3 separate regions of the Homo sapiens genome follow, and regions 1 and 2 are each linked to region 3. Evidence: chromatin contacts called from ENCODE Hi-C data. All regions are on one chromosome and are shown on one strand. The core of a region is the stretch at or near the end of the contact, and the rest is flanking DNA. Distances in the headings are between cores, read along the strand shown.

What was found. Hi-C counts contacts between places; a loop is a spot of excess contacts on that map. Pooled maps may share reads with other maps.
Region 1: a map of naive thymus-derived CD4-positive, alpha-beta T cell shows a loop between it and region 3 (12-fold over the local background). The contact joins the promoter of JAK2 here to the promoter of SMARCA2 in region 3. A Hi-C loop is called at or near these places in 2 of 168 maps with a recorded cell type or tissue (both naive thymus-derived CD4-positive, alpha-beta T cell) and 12 of 50 pooled maps.
Region 2: a map of naive thymus-derived CD4-positive, alpha-beta T cell shows a loop between it and region 3 (5-fold over the local background). The contact joins the promoter of GLIS3-AS2 here to the promoter of SMARCA2 in region 3. A Hi-C loop is called at or near these places in 1 of 168 maps with a recorded cell type or tissue (naive thymus-derived CD4-positive, alpha-beta T cell), 1 of 37 single-sample maps with no recorded cell type and 15 of 50 pooled maps.

What each region holds. Positions count from the first base shown.
Region 1 is chr9:4,982,340-4,986,672 of GRCh38, forward strand. JAK2 (Janus kinase 2) reads left to right here and starts at 2,933. Exons shown (of 25, transcript NM_004972.4): 1 at 2,933-3,291; 2 at 3,601-3,683. RefSeq lists silencers at 886-1,015, 2,466-2,515, 2,556-2,635, 3,026-3,355 and enhancers at 1,984-2,817, 2,746-2,885, 3,686-3,735.
Region 2 is chr9:4,297,838-4,301,667 of GRCh38, forward strand. GLIS3-AS2 (GLIS3 antisense RNA 2) reads left to right here and starts at 1,464. Exons shown (of 4, transcript NR_186824.1): 1 at 1,464-1,586. GLIS3 (GLIS family zinc finger 3) reads right to left here and starts at 2,231. Exons shown (of 11, transcript NM_001042413.2): 1 at 1,584-2,231.
Region 3 is chr9:2,012,622-2,016,893 of GRCh38, forward strand. It overlaps SMARCA2 (SWI/SNF related BAF chromatin remodeling complex subunit ATPase 2), which reads left to right and starts at 2,726. Exons shown (of 34, transcript NM_003070.5): 1 at 2,726-2,783. RefSeq lists enhancers at 1-15, 2,226-2,275, 2,336-2,385, 3,172-3,728 and silencers at 2,436-2,775, 3,916-4,085.

The DNA.
Region 1 (4,333 bases), core at 1,683-4,182, 3.0 Mb after region 3:
GGGTGGTCTGGACTCTTAAAGCGTAAGTTCTTAAACCCTTGGCCATGGATTTTCAACCGTGGCTTTATGTCAAACCACCTAAAAATGTTAAAAAGTTATAGAAGCCAATGCGCCATCTCACACTTACTGAGGCAGTCTTGTTGGGGTGGGGGGAAGGTTTGGGCATAGCAGTCAAGAATCACTGCTGCCATGCTGGCCAACACTGGAAGGACAAAACCTCAAGACACTACACACAGCCCCACAGTCAACAACTAGCTGTTAAGTTTTCCCATTAGATCTTGCCACAAAGTTTTGAATCTAAATGTGTTACCTTACAGCTCATATTTCTTGTTTCTTCATATTGTATGAATGTTTTGAAAGACTTGGTCAAATTCCTTGGAATTCTTTTCATCATTATCAAAGAATAAGGGAAATTTCCTGAAATGTTTGCCTTGAGTAGCAAATTTCTAGTGATGCCACTACCAGGAATCACATAAAGAGCTCAAAAGTTCTGTTAATACAGAGTGAAAAAAGCTCAACATTCCAGGTTAGCATTGACTTAAAATCATGTCTTAGTGATGAGGGAGGCTTTCACTTTCTGAATGACAGGAGGCAAGTTGCTTCATCTTTCTATGTGGGGAGACAGAAGATTTCTCAATTCTATAGGCTTATGAATAATATACCCCTTGTCCACCTTGTCTTCCATACCCACATCTCTAATATTAAGAAAATAACCTGCTCCCCCACAAAAATATCCTCAATATTCACCACTTCCAAATGGCTTCTCCCTGCAATTCACCAATTTCAAATGGCTTCTCCCTGCAAACAGGCTGTGGACAGTAAGAGATACCATGCCTAGTTACATAAGTATATCACTGCAAAATATAGAAACATCACTTATAATGAAAGTAATACTGTTTCAGAGTTCTAAAACAAGCATTTTCTTCCCCTCACAAAATATCACATTTCCATTTCCACAGTTGTGATGCTTTTCATTTACCCATGACGTTAAGCTCATCTTTAGCTCTTCTTCATTATGTGGGTCTGTGTTCTAGCTTTTACCTCAGTAGCAGTTTTTGTTTGCAGGAAAAAAGGAACTCTTTTGGTAGTCACTGTTTGTAATTGCGGCCTTGATATTCTAAGCCATTGAGTCACAATTAATAATTAGAAATTCTTACTAACTTTGCCCATATATTACCTATGAAGCAGTAGCCGTAGGAATGCAATTTTCCTGTAAATCCCTCCCTCTTATACAGCTCTAGTTCATTATTTAAAAGATTCAGGGTGAATTCAAGTAATTTCCTATGCTGCTATCATTTGCTTAAAGACCTTTTGCAATGGGTCTTATGTAAGAAGAAATGCAGGAGTTGCTTTGGTGAGGTTTATTTAAAGAAACCATTAAGTGCAAGACAGACCTGAAGAGCAGCATCAGTTGTGTATGGGGAAACAGGAGCTATGAATGCGTCACTTCATTTAGGTTGACAGAAAGAGGGCTAATACTTGAAAAAAATCCCTACACGATCTGGTGCCAGGCTACTTCTTTGGCCTCACCTCTTACCACTGCCCCCTCCTTCCGTGTCCTCCAGCCACAGTGACCTCTTTCCTGATCCTTGAACTTGCCAAACACTTTCCCTTCTCAAGGTCTTTGCCTTCAGGAGTCCCTCTGCCTGAAATTCTTTTCCCAGATAGTCATGGGACTGGTTCATTCTCATCCTTCAGATCTCTGCTCAAATGTCACTTATTCTAGGAAATCGTTCCTGGCCACCGTAAAATAGCACACCCCCTCCTCACTTTCTACTCCTTTTCTTTGTTATTATGTATATGGCAGCAGAAAACTATGCATTTTCTTAGTGGCAATTACACACCCCGCACATTATGCATTTAAAGCGTTGTTTGTTGTTTTGTCGCTTCCATCAGAATACAATCCAGTAGGGCAAGGAGTGTGTGGGGTCGTGTTCACCTGGTATCTCTGGGGACCTACAGCCCGGCACCTAGTAGACACTCAGTAAATATTTGAATGAATGAATGAGGCCCTTTGGCAGCCGGGAAGCCCGTCACAGCCGTTGTCTCCACCCTCTCCCGGGCTACACCAGGCCACGCCGGTAAAGTTGTTTCTCCTCTAGGAGAAACATTCGCTAGGCCTTGTTGCCAACCCGCAGGCGGCTGGGCGCTTCATCCCACCCTCACCCCTTTCCAGCCAAGGTGGCTGATGGGAGTCAGGCTCTCGAGGGCGCATTGCCACGAAACAGCGTGTGTGAGCGCGTTGTCCCCGGCCCCCGGCGCCACTTCCCCTCGGCCTAGCAGCCTGGACTGGGGAAGGACGGGTCTGCTGTACCCGGGAGGTGGAAGGAAAAGCCGAAAGCGGAGAAGTGTGCGGGAGGGGAGTCTCCGCGCGGAGGCAGCCCGGCCTCCTCCAGTGCAGGCTGCGCGCTGGGGAGCCAGCCAGGGTGAGTCACTCCCGGCCGCTTCCCTGGAGGGCGGCGGCCACACACACACCCGCCCATCTAGTGAGGGCCGGGCCCAGCGCTGGCGCCTAGCTCCAGCCGGGCACCAGCGTTTCGCGAGGCGCCGCCGCCTTAACTTCCTTGCGCGCTCACGCCCAGGGGCCGTCCCAGGAATCTCCACGCGCGCTCGCCGGCTTCCCGAGAGGCAGCTGCCCTGCGTGGCCCGCGCCTGCCGGTCCCGCGACCAGCACCGAGCGGCGCACGCGCACTGCAGGACGCGCGTCCGGCTCTCCCCCAGCCTCTATCCGGCCCGGTCTCCTGCCATTCGGGGAGACTGCAGGCCAACCGGGAGGCTGAGTTCGAAGCTAGCAGGGCGGCGAAGCCAGTGTCGCCCGCGGCGTTGAGAAGACGGTGTGGCCCCGGAGAGGGTGGAGACAACTGTGACGGGCTTCCCGGCTGCCCGAAGTGGGAGTGGTGTGGGGCTGCAGGAAGGAGAGAGGAAGAGGAGCAGAAGGGGGCAGCAGCGGACGCCGCTAACGGCCTCCCTCGGCGCTGACAGGCTGGGCCGGCGCCCGGCTCGCTTGGGTGTTCGCGTCGCCACTTCGGCTTCTCGGCCGGTCGGGCCCCTCGGCCCGGGCTTGCGGCGCGCGTCGGGGCTGAGGGCTGCTGCGGCGCAGGGAGAGGCCTGGTCCTCGCTGCCGAGGGATGTGAGTGGGAGCTGAGCCCACACTGGAGGGCCCCCGAGGGCCCAGCCTGGAGGTCGTTCAGAGCCGTGCCCGTCCCGGGGCTTCGCAGACCTTGACCCGCCGGGTAGGAGCCGCCCCTGCGGGCTCGAGGGCGCGCTCTGGTCGCCCGATCTGTGTAGCCGGTGGGTGTTATCTCTGCCTGGCTTCTGGGTGGGGGGCAGCAGCTGTCTCTCCACCCCCTTCCTACCTTTTGGTCCCGCCTGCCCCCTGCTAGTGGCAGCAAACTTCTGAGCCAGAAAAATCTTCCTCTTTAAGACGACACCTAGAACGAGTCTTGCTGGTGATATTTGCTTCCATTTGTGTCTTATAATTCCCTCGCTCCCGCCTCCTTATTCCTTTTTAAAATTTTCTAGACACTTAAACAGCCTAGAAAAAGCATTTGTTTCCCCTGGATTTATGTGGTAGTAGTTAACTGCTGCTTCTGTTTTTAGGTTTCAGAAGCAGGCAACAGGAACAAGATGTGAACTGTTTCTCTTCTGCAGAAAAAGAGGCTCTTCCTCCTCCTCCCGCGACGGTGGGTGTGCTGTCCTTTATCGCTGCAGTAAAGGCGAAGGTGTCTGGAGCTGGGAGTGCGTGCGTAGGGAAGGTTGGAAGCGTGTGAAGAGAGGCAGGGCTCATTGTTGCTTACTCTTCTGAAAATGTCAGTGCTAAACTTTTAATGTTGATCTGGGAGAGTAATTTTGGGGTGTTTTGTTGTTCGTCTTGGATCCTTTAAGAAACATTTTTTTGTTGGCTTTACACATAACGTGACTTTGCAGAGAAACGAAAAACGTTGTCCATTACCCTTTCTTCTTAAGCAGCCAGAGATTCTTAATCCTTTAAAGAGGAGTATTTCCAAGCAATAAGAGATAGCTTTTGGGAGAACACGTTAGCTATTCTTGCTGGGGTTTCTGCTACCACATTGAATGTTTCCTCATGGTTTTATCTGCCTAAGCTTGCTGTGTCGGTTGAATTTACCCAGTTTGTTTTCCAGTAATTACTAATCTGTTAGGAGAAACTCCATTTCTCTGAATGAAAGGGTAGGAGCGGCTGAGTATGGAGAAGGAAACTGGAAGTGGGAATAAGGGAAATGATTGCTTTTGGTTTCATAATAAGTTTGTACAGTGAGTTGTTGGGCTACTGCAAATAAAGATTTTGTATCCCTTCTCCAGAATGCTTGGGACC
Region 2 (3,830 bases), core at 214-2,713, 2.3 Mb after region 3:
GGGGAGAGGCGCGTAGGACAAGGCAGGAGGAGGGCGGCCCTTATCGGTTCCCTATAGGACTGGCTTCGCTGCCGGGGTCGGAGATTCCTCGGCGCGGAGCTAGGGGCGGGTCCGGAGGCGGAGGCGACAGCGCCCGGCGGGGTACGCGCGGCTGCGACCCCGTCACTCCCCCGCCGCCTCCGCCCCTAACCCTCGGCCCCGTGCGCGAGCGAGCGAGGGAGCGAACGCAGCGCAACAAAACAAACTAGTGCCGGCTTCCTGTTGTGCAACTCGCTCCTGAGTGAGTCGGGGGCCGAAAGGGTGCTGCGGCTGGGAAGCCCGGGCGCCGGGGACCTGCGCGCGCTGCCCGGCCTGGCCGGAGCCTGTAGCCCGGGGGCGCCACGGCCGGGCTCGCAGTCCCCCCACGCCGGCCCCCCGGTCCCCGCCGAGCCAGTGTCCTCACCCTGTGGTTTCCTTTCGCTTCTCGCCTCCCAAACACCTCCAGCAAGTCGGAGGGCGCGAACGCGGAGCCAGAAACCCTTCCCCAAAGTTTCTCCCGCCAGGTACCTAATTGAATCATCCATAGGATGACAAATCAGCCAGGGCCAAGATTTCCAGACACTTGAGTGACTTCCCGGTCCCCGAGGTGACTTGTCAGCTCCAGTGAGTAACTTGGAACTGTCGCTCGGGGCAAGGTGTGTGTCTAGGAGAGAGCCGGCGGCTCACTCACGCTTTCCAGAGAGCGACCCGGGCCGACTTCAAAATACACACAGGGTCATTTATAGGGACTGGAGCCGCGCGCAGGACAACGTCTCCGAGACTGAGACATTTTCCAAACAGTGCTGACATTTTGTCGGGCCCCATAAAAAATGTAAACGCGAGGTGACGAACCCGGCGGGGAGGGTTCGTGTCTGGCTGTGTCTGCGTCCTGGCGGCGTGGGAGGTTATAGTTCCAGACCTGGCGGCTGCGGATCGCCGGGCCGGTACCCGCGAGGAGTGTAGGTACCCTCAGCCCGACCACCTCCCGCAATCATGGGGACACCGGCTTGGATGAGACACAGGCGTGGAAAACAGCCTTCGTGAAACTCCACAAACACGTGGAACTTGAAAAGACAACTACAGCCCCGCGTGTGCGCGAGAGACCTCACGTCACCCCATCAGTTCCCACTTCGCCAAAGTTTCCCTTCAGTGGGGACTCCAGAGTGGTGCGCCCCATGCCCGTGCGTCCTGTAACGTGCCCTGATTGTGTACCCCTCTGCCCGCTCTACTTGAAATGAAAACACAAAAACTGTTCCGAATTAGCGCAACTTTAAAGCCCCGTTATCTGTCTTCTACACTGGGCGCTCTTAGGCCACTGACAGAAACATGGTTTGAACCCTAATTGTTGCTATCAGTCTCAGTCAGCGCAGGTCTCTCAGTGACCTGTGACGCCGGGAGTTGAGGTGCGCGTATCCTTAAACCCGCGCGAACGCCACCGGCTCAGCGTAGAAAACTATTTGTAATCCCTAGTTTGCGTCTCTGAGCTTTAACTCCCCCACACTCTCAAGCGCCCGGTTTCTCCTCGTCTCTCGCCTGCGAGCAAAGTTCCTATGGCATCCACTTACCAGGTAACCGGGATTTCCACAACAAAGCCCGGCGTGCGGGTCCCTTCCCCCGGCCGGCCAGCGCGAGTGACAGCGGGCGGCCGGCGCTGGCGAGGAGTAACTTGGGGCTCCAGCCCTTCAGAGCGCTCCGCGGGCTGTGCCTCCTTCGGAAATGAAAACCCCCATCCAAACGGGGGGACGGAGCGCGGAAACCCGGCCCAAGTGCCGTGTGTGCGCGCGCGTCTGCGAGGGCAGCGGCGGCAGGGGGAGGAGGAGGCAGAGGCGGGGTGGCTGGACCCTCGGCATCAGCTCATTCTCCCCTGCTACACACATACACACACAAATAATGTTTCTAAAAAGTTCAGTTGCGACTTTGTGCCTCGCCTGTCCTGTTCATCCTCGTCCTGGGCCGGGGAATGCTTCTGGGGGCCGACCCCGGGATGCTGGCTAATTGCTGCCGGCGGGTTCCGTCGCCGGTGTGACCCTGGACGGCGCGGACGGCGTACAGGGGGTCCCGGGAGGGGCAGTGGCCGCGGCACTCGCCGCCGGTGCCCGTGCGCGCCGCGCTCTGGGCTGCCCGGGCGGCGCAGTGTGGACGCGGCTGCAGGGAGAGGGGAAGGGGGAAGAGGGAGGGAGGAAGGCAGCCGGGCGAGGAGTGTGGATGTGTGTGCGGCCGCGAGGGCCGGCCTGTAGCCAGCTGCTTCCTGAGTGTGAGCGCCGGAGGGGGAGGGGGAAGAGTGGGGGCGGGCTCGCGGGTCACTAGGCTGGCCAATTCGAAGGCCGAGCTTGTGTCTCCCTCTTGACGCATTCACACACACACACACACACACACACACACACACACACACTCCCCGTGCGCCAGAAGTCGAGGAACTCCAGAACAGGGTAACAGCAGGGAGACACTTCGCCTTCTTCCTGGCCTTATTTGTTAAACTGACTTATTTTAACATGAAAAAGTGTTAGTGTTTAGACAGGATTTGATGTCAGGTCATAAAAAAATAAACAAACAACCAAAAAAATCCGGTAGTAATACGGAGAGAATAACACAGTGAAAAATGGCAAAAGGGTTGCTTTGAAATATCGGATCGGATGCACATGACAGCTTCGAAACTGGATAGGTGAAGCACTAAGGAAGGCTTTGGCATCCTTTCCAAGTATAGGCAGGGAAGAGAGGAAGGTGATGGAAGTGTTAGAAGGGTATAAAATTCTGAACACAGGCTGTTAAGAATGGAGGTATATTCCCTGCGTATGTTACGTCTATAAAGTGGCACTTTATCCTTATGAATTCAACATCCTCAGCCTCATACCCCACCTAAGCTCTGACTCGCCACCGCTTCTGCTTGTGTTGACCAGAGCCCTCAAAAGGTTGTTACAAGAAAGTCTGCTCCTAGTAGTTCATCACATGTATTGCCACAGATGCAAGGACTTCCATCTTGGGAATCTAGGTATGTAATGCACACAATATCCTCCAGGTAGGCCTTTCTGCAGTTGACAGTATTATTCACCATCATGAATGAAATGAGTGAGGATGCCACCAGACACTTAGAATTTCACAAGTCCTTATATTCTATTCTACTGTTACCACTCCAATATAAATTAGCAATCAGGTAGTAGATGCTTTGATCAAGACAGAAGTCCTCAAGGACACAAATGACTTACCCCAGAAAGCCAAAACTAAAAGACTATTGGCAGTTTTCATTTATCTAATTTCAGTGGGAATACTACTAGGCTTGGTCTGTATCCATGATATTAACATAACCAAAAGAAGCCTGGTTTCCACAGTACTTTTTCTTTTCTTTTCCTTCACCTTGGGACACAAACTCATCAGAATATTTGTCAGCAGAAGTAGGGGATGAAAAATAGTAAGAGGTCAGGATATGTCATTCTGTCAGTTTTCCAGTTTCTCTCTGTTCATCTCTTTTAAATACAAGTATTCAAGCCCAAGATGGCAATAGATGGGCTCAACCACACGTAAGAAAAGAAAATACTCATAAAATGAAGCATGCAGCAACATCACAAAAACAAAGAAACCAAGTGGTGGAAATTGCCATGACTATTCCATTGTGGCTAGTTATTGCAACATGCCTGACATTCACATAAAAACTCTTCCTCATTAACTCCAGCCTTAAGGAACAGAGCAAGATGGCAACACTAACCCTTCAATGCATCATGGGAACTTCTGTTCATCAGATTCTTGTGCTGTACAACTGCTTCCCAGGAGCAAGACAAGCCTGGGTGGAGACTGCAAAAAACCTTTCCAATGTCCCT
Region 3 (4,272 bases), core at 1,476-3,975:
CCATCATTTTCCTCCTTAACTTCAATTGTTAAATTTCGTTTTACCTCAGAGGTGAAACTCATGCTATATGTTCTACAATCTTCTTTTTGTACCAAGTGAATGACGCTGCCTTTTCATTTCTCCTGTGTTGAGGCCTTATTTTATAAAATTCGTAACTGCTAGGGTACAAACTACAAACAAGACGAATTTTTAGAGGAACAACTTGAAGGGTGATGGGGGAAGGTGGTGCTTTCTTAGACCAATGCGAAGGGAGAGGGAGATGCAATATCTATATTTAATCTCTGTTCCCAACGATGTATTTTAATTCCCATAGCTGTGTGTATACAATGCGTGGATACCAACGCCTCCAAGGACAACATCAAAATTTTATATGAGCTGAAGAATATACACATATAACAAAGGGAATGTTTTCTTCTTTACTTTCCCTGTGACAAAATGCCAGAAGGAATGGACAGTTTCTTTCTCCAGGGACTTACTAATTGATTTGTTTTTGTTTTTGTTTTTTTGAGGATTTGCATGGCAAGTGGAAGTAGAATCTTAAGGGGATAAAGGGCATTTATTCACAAGGGAATAAAAGTGAAGTTATCAATTTCTGAAAATTGGCATGTGAGGCCGGCATGCCAGAGAAACAAATTAGACCCCAAAAAAATTAAAACCTAATACTCTCAATGTAATAAGCATTGCTATTAGGTTAAATCTCTTTATTAGAGACAGGTAGGTTATCTGGCTATATTATTAGTTGCGACTTATTAGGCAGTTAGAAGTTAGTATTTATGTTACACTTTTACTATACTACTAGTCTTGTTTAAAATTTCTCCCTATATATTTCTCAGTTAATAGTTATACCGGCATATCCTCAGGCAGAAAAACAAGTTCTTACAATGGATCCTTCAGGGCACACTATATTCTATTTCTCTTAGCTGTGTTATCTTTCGTTGTCTTGAGGTTCACTTCAAGATAGACAGAAAATGATGAAGCTAAAGTTAACAAGCAAGTAGCAAGACCTTAGAAAGCTATAGGGTGGGTGATCACCAACACTCCCAGCCATCATGAAAATGCTGCCCTAGTGGGCTCTGCTTCAGCCAGCAGTGGACCAGTGATATAAAGAATTCTTGCTTCTTAATGACTACATGGCAGTATTTGGCGTTCTTTCCATTACTTCTTGTCTTCAACTTATCCAGCCTGAAGTTTTAAGCATCCTAGAACTGCATTTCAGACCCAGTTGCTCAAATGGAGTCAATTTTGCAACAGTAAAATGGTCTTAAAATAGGATTTTACTCTAGGGGGAAGAATCCTCAACCAGATAGTCACAGTGCACTTTGAATGACTAATTTAAGCCATTACATTACGAAATAAGGGATAAATCATACTTTTCATAACACTACTGCATAGGAACAGTTTTAAGAGTCAAGCATCTACATTAATCTGAGTCTAAAATAATAGGCCCCTGATTTAAAGTCTCCTAACATTCTTTCACACTTCATAAAACTAAAAATAAAATTGTCTCACCAAACACCGACCTATTGGTCCGGCCAAAGTACTGTATTTCAAGGAAAATTGGAGCAAAGAGGTCTCAAAACCGCGACTTGCCAGCAAATTACAATTTGCAGCCTTAATTGGTCTCAAATGCGGGGTGAGAGGGAAGAGACTACGGTCTGTAGAAAATAAGAGATTTATTCCCCTTTTTAAATCAAAACCAGATTCCATGCTTCAGCCGCCCCCTAACCCGCCAGCCCCGCCCCCAGGGTTTGTTTTTCCATATTTTTGTATATATTTTAGCGAAGATGGCAGGTGAGGGAAGGTTATAGTGCTGTACCTAGTCCACGAAGTAAACAGAGAGGTTAGGGTGGGTTTACTTATTTATAAGGCGTTCAGCCTCTCAGCTGTTTCTCCCTCGTTGGCATTTGGAAGCTTGCAGTCCTTCAGGGAAGAGACAGATTTGGCAGGAACGTTCTTTGTGCCCGCCTCCCTTTTCTATTTTTTATTTTTTTACCTGGAATAGGGGGCAGATTTATAATGACAGCCTTAGGGAAGGGGGAGAAAAAGTTTCAGCCGGCACGACAATGCCCGTTTTTTCCACAGTCCACACTGTGCCACAAACAGCTTTGGTGCCACTCGGAGCCCGTCCCCCGTCCCCTCCCTCTCTCTCTGCAGGCTCGCACTGGCAGGCGGAGGCACAGTTAAATTCCAGCACCTTCTCCACATACCCCCGAACTACTACGCGCTATTACTACGGCTGCCCTCCGTTTTCGCTTCGCCTCCTCCCCTTCCGCAGTCTCCCTGGAGGAGCCCCGCGGCGCCCGAGGAAGAGGACTGCCAGGGAAGGGACAGCGGGCGCCCAGCTCCAGCAGGGCTTGGGGCTTTCTGCATCCCGCGCAGTTTCTCTGCTCCAGGCACAAACGCGGCCCGAGAGCCGGCGCCTTGCAGTCACACACGGATCCACGCATACAGTAGAGCTGTCTAGATCCACATTCTTGCACACCGCCCCCTCCTCCCCCCGCGCTCCCGGAGTCGCTGAGCTGAGCGAGTGACAGGCGCGTCCCGCCAACCCGCGCCCGGACGGGCAGGGAGGAGCGGCGCGCGGGGCCAACTGCGGCGCGTCTTCCGGCGCCCGCGGAGGAGGCGAGGGTGGGACGCTGGGCGGAGCCCGAGTTTAGGAAGAGGAGGGGACGGCTGTCATCAATGAAGTCATATTCATAATCTAGTCCTCTCTCCCTCTGTTTCTGTACTCTGGGTGACTCAGAGAGGGAAGAGATTCAGCCAGCACACTCCTCGCGAGCAAGGTAAATATAACTTACAACTCTTTTCTCCTCTTTCCCCTCCCTTCGGCCGCCCCGCTGCAGCCGCCGCTCAGACCCCTCCGGCACCACGCCGCCTTCGCCCGGGATTATCCATTATTATCCTAATTATTATTTATTGTGCATGCAAGGAGACCAAAACAAACAGGCGGGCCAACCGCCGCGACAAAAAAAAGCCCGCCTCCTCCCCGCGGGCCTCAGGTGGAATGCTCTAACGACAGCTCCCAGGCGGCGGTGGAAGAAACGAGAAAGTTTCAACCGAACCTTGCTGTTCTAATAATAACAGTAATAATTACTACTTCAAGGGGGCAAAGGAGGAAAAAAATCCCAACAAGCCACAGCCTTGATCCTGAGTGGGCAGTCAGAGGCGCTGCCAACTCAAGGTTGCAACACACACATTGGGCCAGGTTGCAATCCCCCCATCCCCTTAAAAGTGAGGCGGCGGGGAGGGGGGTGGCCGCAGGAGGGGGAAGGCCTGGGGGACAGGGGAGGAGGATGGAAACGCTACTGTTCATCCCGGGCAACCCTCCCCGGAAGAGTTGGAAGGGGAACGGGAAAGGAGGGCGGGGAGCCCAGGCTGGCGGCGGGGCGCCAACGGACGCTGTTGCCACCCGCTTCCCAGGGACTTGTTCAAAGGGCTCCGGCTGCGGAGACGTGAGCGGATCGCAGCGGGAGAAGCCTGAGCTGACGCGCGAAGGAGGTAGCGGCCACTGCCGCGGGGCCGGTGCGTGCCTGATCGGAGGTGTCACCTCCACTTTCCGCGTTTCCTCCGGCGTGGATGGGGAGGCTGATTGGTAGGCAGGCCTTTAGGCAAAGGGGCTGCCAGGGGGCTGCGCCCCGGGCGCTGCGGACGTCCCTGCCTCTGGTACCTGGCGGCAGCGCAGGCTCGGGTGTTAAAGTTCGGGATGTCCGGCCCGGGCCGCACTGCTGGAGGGAAGGGAGGAGGCCCCCAAGGAGGTCGGAGGTGCCCGCCAGCCTCCGTTACCCTGCCCTCCCTCTCCCCGGGTCCGTGTTCTTTTGCTTCGCGTCTTCCCCTTGCTTGCGCCGCGGGAGCTGCGGGCGTGGGGCGCCTGCGATCGTCCGGGTGCTAGGGGCGCGCCGGGACCCAGGAGAGCCACGGCGGCGGCTGCGGGCCCGGGAGGCCATGATCCGGATAATCCTGTCTGCCTGACTGTCACAAACAGGACCCGCGCACCACCGGGCAGCGGCGGTGTGGTTCGCCCGGGAAGGGGAAGGGCTGCGGTGGGGAGGGAATAGGGGGGTGGCGAGGGCGGGAGGCGGGGAGACCGGGTAGGAGCCTCCTCCCAACGATGACACGCACTCCTTCCTTCTCGCTCCCTGCTCAGGAGTTTGCTTTATTCCCATCCCAACCTGGTTTACCCCTTCCTTTGCTCTCCCCCTCCACCCGGCCGTCTTCCCTTCCTCCCGTTTGCGTTGCAAAACACGGCCATGCCATCTGCAAAGGTGTCGCGAT